2 separate regions of the Homo sapiens genome follow, and region 2 is linked to region 1. A link is an interaction called in ENCODE POLR2A ChIA-PET data of the cell type or tissue named here. Cell type or tissue: CD4-positive, alpha-beta T cell. All regions are shown on one strand. Each heading gives the region's core, and the rest is flanking DNA. Links, peaks and the distances in the headings are about the cores only. Region 1 has its middle 12 kb from the start of GNPDA1. Region 2 overlaps LOC105378204 (a long non-coding RNA gene).

The links. ChIA-PET counts read pairs that join two places held together with the same protein. Peaks named below come from ENCODE experiments on the same cell type or tissue, not always from the same donor. Only the 100,000 strongest peaks of a DNase experiment are listed, where the experiment ranks them.
Region 2: POLR2A ChIA-PET joins it to region 1 with 13 read pairs; 21 of 35 experiments call an interaction of 5 or more read pairs at or near these places.

What each region holds. Positions count from the first base shown.
Region 1 is chr5:142,021,853-142,027,238 of GRCh38, reverse strand. No RefSeq gene overlaps it. Among named protein-coding and RNA genes, the nearest start is that of GNPDA1, 12 kb to the right of the region's middle. In CD4-positive, alpha-beta T cell, for the core only: no CTCF peak of the experiment used is centred there; a DNase peak (open chromatin) is centred at 2,108; H3K4me3 peaks cover 1,094 bases; H3K27ac peaks cover 1,122 bases.
Region 2 is chr5:142,093,785-142,099,170 of GRCh38, reverse strand. LOC105378204 (a long non-coding RNA gene) reads left to right here. Exons shown (of 3, transcript XR_944368.3): 2 at 863-1,052. Among named protein-coding and RNA genes, the nearest start is that of NDFIP1, 12 kb to the left of the region's middle. In CD4-positive, alpha-beta T cell, for the core only: no CTCF peak of the experiment used is centred there; DNase peaks (open chromatin) are centred at 1,290, 2,580, 3,270 and 3,930; H3K27ac peaks cover 2,898 bases.

The DNA of each region.
Region 1 (5,386 bases), core at 83-5,082:
CTCTAGAAAAAATACAAAAAATTAGCCGGGCGTGGTGGCACATGCCTGTGGTCCCAGCTACTTGGGAGGCTGAGGTGGGAGGACTGCTTGAACCCAGGAGGCGGAGGTTGCAGCGAGCCAAGATCACAACACTGCACCCCAGCCTGGGCGACAGAGTGAGACTCTGTCTCAAAAAAAGAGAAGAAAGAAGAAAGGAAAAAGAAGAAAGAAGGAAGGAAGGAAGGAGAAATAAGAGATTGTCCAAAATAATCTGGGTGGGCCCGATTCAATCAGTTGAAAGGCCTTAGAAGAGAGGAGTTGAGGGTTTCCAGAAGAAGAAATTGGACAACAGTTTCAGTTCATGCCCAAGAGTTCCTGCATGCCTTCCTCACAGCCTGACATATGGATTTCAGAACTCCCTCGCCAACTCCCACAACAGTATCAGCCAATTCCTTGCAATAAATGTCTCTCTCTCTCTCTCTCTATATATATATATAAAATATATAATTAAAATTGTTTAATATACATAATGCGCCTGGCGCGTTGGCTCACGCCTGTAATCCCAGCACTTTGGGAGGCCGAGACGGGCGGATCACAAGGTCAGGAGATCGAGACCATCCTGGCTAACACCGTGAAACCCCGTCTCTACTAAAAATACAAAAAAAAATTAGCCGGGCGCGGTGGCGGGCGCCTGTAGTTCCAGCTACTCGGGAGGCTGAAGCAGGAGAATGGCGTGAACCCGGGAGGCGGAACTTGCAGTGAGCCGAGATCGCGCCACTGCACTCCAGCCTGGGCGATAGAGAGAGACTCTGTATATATATATATATATGTATATATATATACACACACATATATATGTATATATATACACACATATATGTATATATATGTGTATATGTATATATACATATATATGTATATGTGTATATATACATATATATGTATATGTGTATATACATATACATGTATATGTATATACATATATGTATATATATACATATAGACTATATATAATATGTATATATTATATATTATATATCATATATCATATATTATATATGATATATATTATATACAATATATCATATATATGATATGATATATATTGTTATTATATATGTGTATATATAGACATAATGCATCACAGAGAATAAAGAAATGAAAACAGTATCAAAGGATATGCCATAAAAAGGAAGACTCCCTCCGCTTGCTGCCTTTTAGTTCCCTTCCCCCAAAGAGATCTCTGCGACCTGTTTCTTTAGCATCCTTCTAGAAATTGTCTATGCGCGCAGGAACATATATTTATTCTTACCTCCTTACCCTCATGCATGTTTTAGCACACATGTTATACGGAGTTCTGTATCTTGCTTTTAAAAATTTATTTAACTATTGTGGTAGTCTTCCTATCAGCTCATGGAACTGGCTCCTTTTTAGTAGCTGCATTGTATTCCATTTTACAAGTGTGCAAAACTATTCAATCAGTCCCTGATTGACGGATATTTAGGTTGTTCTAATATTTTTCTTTAACAAGCCGGGATGCCATGGATGCCCTTCCAGAAAGACAAAGGACTTAGATTTCTTTCTGTCGGATATGGGGCTTTCCCTCCCTTCCCGTCTCACTTTCCCCATAGAGTTGGCTGTGTATGTGGGGCACATCCTGTATTTTGTCTACTTGACTTTGTCAAGACTCCTTGAATGTCCTGTGTTCAGCTTTTTTCAATACATTCAAAAATCATCAGAGCTACTTTTCCTCGACAGTAACTGGCACCTAAATTAAATCACCTAAATGGCAACACTAGCTGAAAAGCGTATCTCCATAAAGATTTGGACAATACCTTCTTGGTTTCATGCAGGTTCGGCTGAGGGAAGAACAGAAGGGAAGACTGAGAATTAAGGGTACTTATTTTTTTATTCGGGAAAGGAAAACACTGTTCTTTGCAGAAGCCCAAAGTCATGAACAGGAGCCACCGTTAATTAGAGATAACTTCTAATCATACACACGTTCTGAAAATCAGCCAGTCGGCGACAGCATCGCTGCAGTAACTGCACTCCTAAAAGTAAGCGGATCCACTACAGCCCGAAAGGCAGCGCATCAGGGCCGGCCCCTCGGTCCCCTCCGCTGCTCGACAGCAGCCAATGAGCAAGTGTCTCGCTCTAGCGCCGGCGCTCCCGGAAGTCGGAGGCGAAAGGCAGCCTCCGCCTGTGATTTGCTAACACAGCTGAAAGGCCTTAGATTCCTAAATACTTAGGCTTCAGAAGCGCCACCAGACCCTGCATGACCCGCTTCCCTAAACCTTACACTAAATCAGCCCTGGGGGTTGGGAGACTTTCCCATAGAGGTACGGTTCTCTCTTGCAAGCAAACCGGAAGTTCACTTTTTTTTTCTTTTGGCATCAGATGTCAGGTTCAATGTAACGCAACTCTTTTAACAGTTGGACCTTGTTTATGGTTTGTTATGAGTTTGGACTTACGAGTGACAGATGTACTGAAGCGGCTGAGCTTAGCAAAGTCAGTCTTCCATTTTTGCAGTAGTTTATATGATCTGTTTTTTATTTGCGTATATTTGAACCACTGATTGTCAAAAAGCAAGTGTAAATTTTGTGATGAAATTTCTGACCAGTGGACATTTATTAAACAAGGAAAAGTCCTTTTGAAGCTCTTTGTGCAGTAATTGTTCATTTAGTATAAAAATGATAGAAAGTTAGATGGAAACTAGCATATATGAATGGCTAAACATAAAAGAGATGTAAGATTTTCTCAACCAGTACTAAGAAAAGTGATACACCAACAAAGTTTTTTGATTAAGAGAAACTCAGATTAAGACAAAAATAGTTGTAATAGAAGTTGTAATGGCCTTCCACACTATATCATTATCAGTCTTTCTGCTCAAATAACTATTTGAACATACTACTGACAAAGTATTTTCTGGTTCCAAAATTGCAAGCAAAATTTCAAATGCTAGGATAAAATCGACTGCCCTAATAAAAAATATAATAGCTTCATTTATTATTACAGAGATTATCAAATATCTAAATGCCTCATCTTTTTGTGGCATAGCCACAATACAAGTATCACAATACAGGTACAACTTTTCCTGCGCGCACTAGTTTTCTCATAAAAACACTTGCAACAAGGCAATTGCAGGTAGAATCCCTTCCAGGTGAGACTTCAGAAACAATAGCAAATATTTGCAGAGCCTCTTGAGTTGGCAGTTAATGAAAACGTTTTTACTGCTTTCGTTGGAAATAATACAAATAGAACTTTTGTTGGATGTATGCTTACAAGTACACTATTTATTTGAGTTGAAGCAAAGCCTCAATGATCCTATGGAAGGTATTGGCAGTCCTGCTCGTGTTCTCATAATGCTGCGTAAATAGCATTGGATGGATCTCTTCTATTGAAACTGAAGTAATTATCATGAAATTGTTCTCTTACTTTAGTATTTATAGGGTTCTAACTGAACATTTTAAGGATTTTTATGATTTTGGCATTCGGAATTATTCATTTCTCTTGCATTCAAAAATCCATTGGATCTCTTTAACAAACATAGTTGAGAGAATCTTCCATTTATTTCAAGCACTGAAATTATACTTTAATTATGAAGAAAAGGCCCCCAAAATTCTTGACTTTTAAAATAATCCATTGAATGGTGCCTAGTTATTTCTCATTCATAGTTTTCAGTGTCAATTCTGCTATAGGATTCTGCAAATTGAAAGAGCAAATAGTGTTATGGAAGTACTACTCCATTGCTAAATGTATTTGTTGAATGTGTTGAAGGAGAATTGATGAAAAATGCATCCCTTGAATTATCAAAACTATTGTTAAAAGGGACATTACATATGAACAGGAAAATACATTTTAGCTCAGAGTGGACAATTATTACAACACTTGTTATGACCATCTTTCAAGATGGATTTCATCCCTTGAAAAATTCAGTTTTTTACATGGATGTTACTAAATACTTTTCCAGTGTGGGTACAAGTGGAATCACCATGTGTGGTGTGATGAAAAAGAAAGAATAAAATCTATACTACATTATATTACATGTGTTTTTTAATTTATTACATGAGTTTTTATTCCTTCTTTTCATTACACTACATTATATGTTATGCATACAGGTACAATGATTATTCAAAGTTGAAGCAAAACCTAAATGATTACATTACGTGAAAAATTTCATGATAATTACTTCAGTCTCAATAGAAAACATCCAGTGCTATTTAAGCAGCATTATGAGAACATGGGCAGGACAGCCAATATCTTTCATAGGATCATTCAGGCTTTGCTTCAACTTTGGATAAACATTGTACCTGTTTGCATACATCCATCAAAAGTTCTATTGTAATCTACATGTAGTGTAATGAAAAGAAGGAATAAAAACTGATGACAGTGCTCCTTCTTGTCAGTGGACAACATTTTAAAGAGTCATTGATCAAAAGATGCAATGTGATCCTGAAGAACGGAAAAGCAAGTTATGCATGAAAGATGACACATGTGCTTCAGCCAATCAAATTTGAAGAGTAATTCTCAGAGTTGGTAACTTTATGCCTATGTATGTTCAATACACTGGCTTGTAAAGCTAATGTCAAGCATGATTTCTCATTAATGAATGTTCAGTGGCCAAAAGAACAAAATAAATTGGATGCAACCACTGCAGAAGTCATGATAAAATGTAAATGGAACACAGACTAATAGTAAGGAATTTTATACATAAATTCTGCAAAATGAAGAACTATTAGGGAGCACAAAATCTCCAGGGAAATATAATTAAAGAGGTATGTAATTTAGATATTTACAATTTATTTCAGATAAGCAATGAATATGTTACTAAAAGTAATTTACTAAAAGTATAAGTCAGTGCATGCAATATTTTTCTATCTCAGTGTACATATGCACAGGCAATTATAAATAATTCAGATTTCACTGATGTTCTGTACTTTTATTTGTTAAATCTACTCCCTCAGCCTCCGTGCCACTGTGCCTTTGTTTGTGCCTGCCTATAATGCCTTCCTCCTCCTCTTAAATGATCAAATCCTGGCTCTTTTGAGCCCATCTCAAAACCCTAGTAATAATGGTAATGGTCCCTTAGTGAGGGCTAACTCTGTGCCGGGCACTGTTCTAAGGGCTTTATATTTGTCAAATCATTTGCTCCTCCCTGAGATTCTTCTTTTTTTTTTTTTTTTTTTTTTTTTTTTTGAGATGGAGTCTCGCTCTGTCGCCCAGTCTGGAGTGCAGTGGCGCAATCTCGGCTCACTGCAAGCTGTATTTCCTGGGTTCACACCATTCTGCCTCAGCCTCCCGAGTAGCTGGGACCACAGGCGCCCATCACCACGCCTGGCTAATTTTTTGTATTTTTAGTAGAGACGGGGTTTCACCATGTTAGCTAGGATGGTCTCAATCTCCTGCC
Region 2 (5,386 bases), core at 161-5,160, 72 kb before region 1:
TTGTGTACTGTCCAACTCCAGGTTATCCATCACATTGCAGTCTATGCAAACAACACCCTCTCCCCAACCACACACTCTGCATTGGGTAATATACAACCTAGGCTCCTATAAGAGTGACTCCATAAAATCTTTAAGTGATTCCTCCTCTGACAAATGGCTTAGTGTTCACTGTATATTTAGGGATTGTAAAAGAACAGAATATGCTACCCCAAAATATACTTCTTTGGCATAAGGATTATTTTGAACCAATTATTTTAGGAAATAGCAGACATGGGAGAATCTCTGAAAACAGAGAAGTTTCCCATTTGAAAGGGAAATTTACATTTATAAAGGAAATCTCCATGTGTAGGGATGTCTTTCTCTGTACTAGGAAGAGAAAGATATTCTAAATCACAAGAAATTCTTATCAGTGGAGAAGGCACCAACTTATATCTGCATAACAAAGCTTACCCTTGTTTACTGTACATTTCCTGGTTGCCTTCTCATAATTTACCTCCACCACACAATTCTTTCACTGATTTAGCTGAAGATGGTATTTAAGCCTGAATTCTAAGCCACCTCTCTGAGAGTTACTCATTTCCCTGACTGCCCAGGTTTATATGAGATATACCTGTTAGTAAACTTCTTTTGTTTTTCTTCTTCTTCTTTTTTTTAAAAAAATATTTCTTTCTCTGTTTTTTGTTTTTTTTTTTTTTTAAGAGATGGAGTTTCGCTATGTTGCCTAGGCTGGTTTCAAATTGCTGGACTTAAGTGATTTACCCACCTTGGCTTTCCAAAGTGCTGAGATTACAGGAATGAGCCAAGATACACGTTAGTAAACTTCTGTTTGTTTTTTCTCTTGTTAATCTGTCTTTTGTTACAGGAGCCCCAGCAGATAACTTAGAAGGGTGGAAGGAAAATTATTTTTTCCTCCCTTACAAGGTGTTGTGGGTGGCCAAGAAATGAGGAACAGCGTAGTGTTCATCTACAAGGAAATGAAGTCTCTGAACCTCATCTTTGGACACAATGTTCCAACCAGTTGTCTTAACCAAGTGCCTTGAAAAGAGAACAAGGTGAGTAGAGAAGGTGCTTCACTTCTCCAAGCTCCCACACTGATTCGTAAGATAAGTCAAGGGGTTCTCACATTTCCTAGGACGGTAGTTTTCTCACTGTATTTAGAGAGTATCAGCAGAAACACGATTGCACACGGGAAATGCTAAAGCTAGGAGCTCTGCAGTGTGTCAGGGGAGACGCATATGTGTTAATTATGACGCAGAAGAGAAGTGACCCTCAGGGGCCCTTAGTGGAAGAAGCCGTGTTGGCTTGCACTCAGCAGCAGCTTGTGGGCATGCACGCTGGTTACTACAAGTCTTCAGGGAGCTCTGCTCAGGTGACTCAGCAGGCCTCAGGCAAAGTACAAGAGAATCTCTAGTTCTAAATAAGATTACACGAGGACCAGAAAATAATACCTGAGTTTTTGTTTTGTTTGTTTTGTTTTGTTTTTAGACAGAGTCTTGCTCTGTTGCCCAGGCTGGAAGTGCAGTGGCACGAGCTTGGCTCGCTGCAACCTCCGCCTCCCAGGTTCAAGCAATTCTCCTGCCTCAGCCTCCCTAGTAGCTGGGATTACAGGCGTGAGCCACCACGCCCAGCTGATTTTTGTATTTTTAGCAGAGACAGGTTTCATCATTTTGGCTAGGCTGGTCTCGAACTCCTGACCTCAGGTGATCCACCTGCCTTGGCCTCCCAAAGTGCTGGAATTAGAGGCGTGAGCCACCATGCCTGGCTGCTGAGTTTTTTTAAGTACAATAGAAATCCTGGCCCAGTTATTCATAACTTCTCCCTAACCTTATCCCCAAGTTGGGACAGTCCTTTGTCACATCTTCAGTAACTAAAACCCACAGAGAGCAGCAAAGACAAGCCCCTCTCCGTGTCAACTTCCTCCCCTGGAGTGAGCACTGTTATGAAAGAATCGGGGTACAAGGTGGCTGGGCGCAGTGGCTCACACCTGTAATCCCACCACTTTGGGAGGCCGAGGTGGGCGGATCACCTGAGGTCAGGTGTTCGAGACCAGCCTGACTAACATGGAGAAACCCCGTCTCTACTAAAAATACAAAATTAGCCAGGCATGGTGGCCCATGCCGGTAATCCCAGCTACTTGGGAGGCTGAGGCAGGAGAATTGCTTGAACCCAGGAGGCGGAGGTTGCAGTGAGCCAAGATCGAGCCATTGCACTCCAGCCTGGGCAACAAGAGCAAAACGCCATCTCAAAAAAAAAAAAAAAGAATCGGGGTACAAGGTAAGACACCACCTGGCAATGAGGCCTTTCCTGAGTTCCTTATGGCAAAACAGGCCACAAAACCTTGGATTTCCATTTCTAGCAGAATAATAGGCCACCTGCTTCATGGCTGAGGGAGGCTGTGTTTTTGGCTCTCGACACACCAAACACCCTCTTGCCTTTACCTGGTGAGCCAGTATCACTTCATCAGCAAGCATGGTCAGATTAGTTTATAGCTGCTCCAGAACACCAGGTTACATTCTCCTTGATGTATTTCACCATAAAAAGTTGTAAGGCACATTTTTTATTGTTCAATGCCCTAACAAGGGGCCTCTGACGTCATGAGTCCCAAGAATGCTGTTTGAATAACACATGACTTGAGCAGTTACTTTAAGTGAGGGACTGTGCCGAACAATTTTATATTTATCATCTTTTTTTATTAAAATAAACACATGAGGTAGTGTCTACTTCTATCTCTGTTCTATGAGTGAAAGAACAGGTCATATGGAGGTTATTTTGTGTTTGTTATTATTATGTTTTATTATTTTTATTTTTTGAGATGGAATCTCACTCTGTCACCCAGGCTGGAGGGCAGTGGCACAATCTTGGCTCACTGCAACCTCCACCTCTTGGGTTCAAGTGATTCTCCTGCCTCAGCCTCCTGAGTAGCTAGGATTACAGGTGTCCACCAGCACACCCAGCTAATTTTTGTAGTTTTAGTAGAGATGGGGTTTCACTATGTTGGCCAAGATGGTCTCGAACTCCTGACCTCAGGTGATCCACCCACCTTGGCCTCCCAAAGTGCACGGATTACTCACCACGCCTGGCCTGTGTGTGTGTTGTTAGAAGATTAGGGCTAAGAGGACTTTATTTGGTTTGAGTCTTCATTTTACAGATGAGGAAACTGAGCTCAAAGGAGTTAAGTCACATGCCCATAATCACGCACCCAGGAAGTGGTTTTAGGGTGGCACACATCATCCAGCTCTCTGTGAGTCTGCGGCCTAGCCTTTCATGATTTGAGGGTTTGTGCCACCCCCAAGTATTCTGTCATCCTGCAACCAAACTATGCTAAAAGGCGGGGCGGGCAACACACTGCATCAGATTGAAGTCAAACTTCGTGCCTCAGAACACACAGAGTCCCTCTAGCCCTTAACAACTTTCTTTTCAGGAAACCTGCCAAGTGCTTGGTTACCTTTTGAGTTCTTCCTGGGTGTCAGGGAACACATCTAAAAATAGATCTGTCCCCAGCTCTCCCAGAAGAGGCTTGTAACTTAAAAATGTCACTCCCTCCTCCCTTCCAAAACACAGACTTCACTGTTCCTTCCTTCCAACCCAGCAGCTGCCTAAGAATATACCTTCCTCTTACCTGAAGACTAGACTTCCTTCTTCAGGAAGGGACAATAGTGTCTCTTGCCAGGAAGGAAAGACCTTTCATATCAGCTTTGACAAAAATTGCTTTCTCTAAAGCAGAATGACTTCAGGGAAAAGGATGTGGGTCTTGTCCTGGTCTTTCACCTCCTAAAGATCGGCAAAATGGGACAATGTATATAAATGTGTTTTATAAATTGCAGATACCAGGAACTATCATGTGTCTCTGCATGTGTTCCCTGATTCTTCAAAATTGCAGTGGGTGGAAGGGAGACTTCTCTAGTGATACCTCTGGTGACACAGATTTTCCGGCCACAGAAACTCGGGGAAGTTTTTCCTGGTGTGGGCTTTCCGTGGGTAACTCCTTGTGTGCTGAGATGACATTAGAATGATTGCAGAGAGCAGGCCTGAAGCTGGGCTGGGCTCACACCAGCTAAAATTGAGTTTGAAGCAAGCCAGCAGAATTGAGGAGACAAAGAAAAAGAGCCTGTTCACCCATGGGAGTCTCTCCCAGTTGATTCTGTACCTTGTTAACCTGGAGTTGGTCTCAACACTAAGAAAAGACGTGTTTGCTAGCTTCTCGCCAGTACCATGCAATGCTTGAGCTCCACTGAACACTTTGTCATGTTAGAAGTGTTTCAGTTATCTTTATTTTATTCATGTATTCACTCCTTCAATAAATAGATATTTAATTCTTACTCCATTGGCAGCTTTCTCTGTTTAAAAGACTCCATTTGCTGTCCACATATAGTGAATATAGTTTGAAGGTAAACAATTGTTTGAATACAAAAAATAAAGATGGGCCCATTTCTATTGTGCTCACTCTCTGCCACCCTCCTTTCCCCCAACCATAAACTAGAGGTCACTTTGGTGATAGTTTCTGTTCCTGGGAATCACTGTGCTCCTGAAAAGCACTATTTTTAGAAGGCCAGAGTACTCTTTTTTTTTTTTTTTTTTTTTTGAGACAGAGTCTCACTCCCATGGTCGAGGCTGGAGTGAGTAGTGAGACACGGCTCACTGCAGCCCCGACTTTCCTGGGCTCATCAGGTGATCCTTCCACCTCAGCCTGCTGAGTAGCTGGGACTACAGGTGCACACCACCATGGCCGATTAATTTTTTGCATTTTTAGTAGAGATGGGGTTTTGCCAAGTTGCCCAGGCTGGTCTCAAACTCCTGGGCTCAAATCATCTGCCCACCTCAGCCTCCCAAAGTGCTGTTATTACAGGCATGAGCCACTGTACCCGGCCTCCTTATATATAAATTTTTTTTGTCCATCTTTGATTATTTCCTTAAAATGGATATCTATAAATGAAATTACTGTTTTTCAGATATAGTACTTTTTTAGATTCTTGATCTACATTGCTAAAGTGCTCTCCAGGGAGATTGTACTGATTAATATTCCCACCAGCAGGGCACACCAGTACTCATTTTTCCACACTCTTACCAACATTGGTTATTGGCAATTTTAAAAAAGTCTTTGCTAATCTGATCGAGTGTGGTGGCTAATGCCTATAATCCCAGCATTTTGGGAGGCCAAGGTGGGAGGATTATTTGAGCTCAGGAGTTTGTGATGAGCCAGGACAACACAGACCCTGTCTCTATTTTAAAGAAAAGAAAGGGGCCGGGTGTAGTGGCTCATGCCTGTAATCCTAGCACTTTGGGAGGCCGAGGAGGGTGGATCACGAAGTCAGGAGATTGAGACCATCCTGGCTAACACAGTGAAACCCGTGTTTTCTACTGAAAATATTTAAAAAATTAGCCAGGC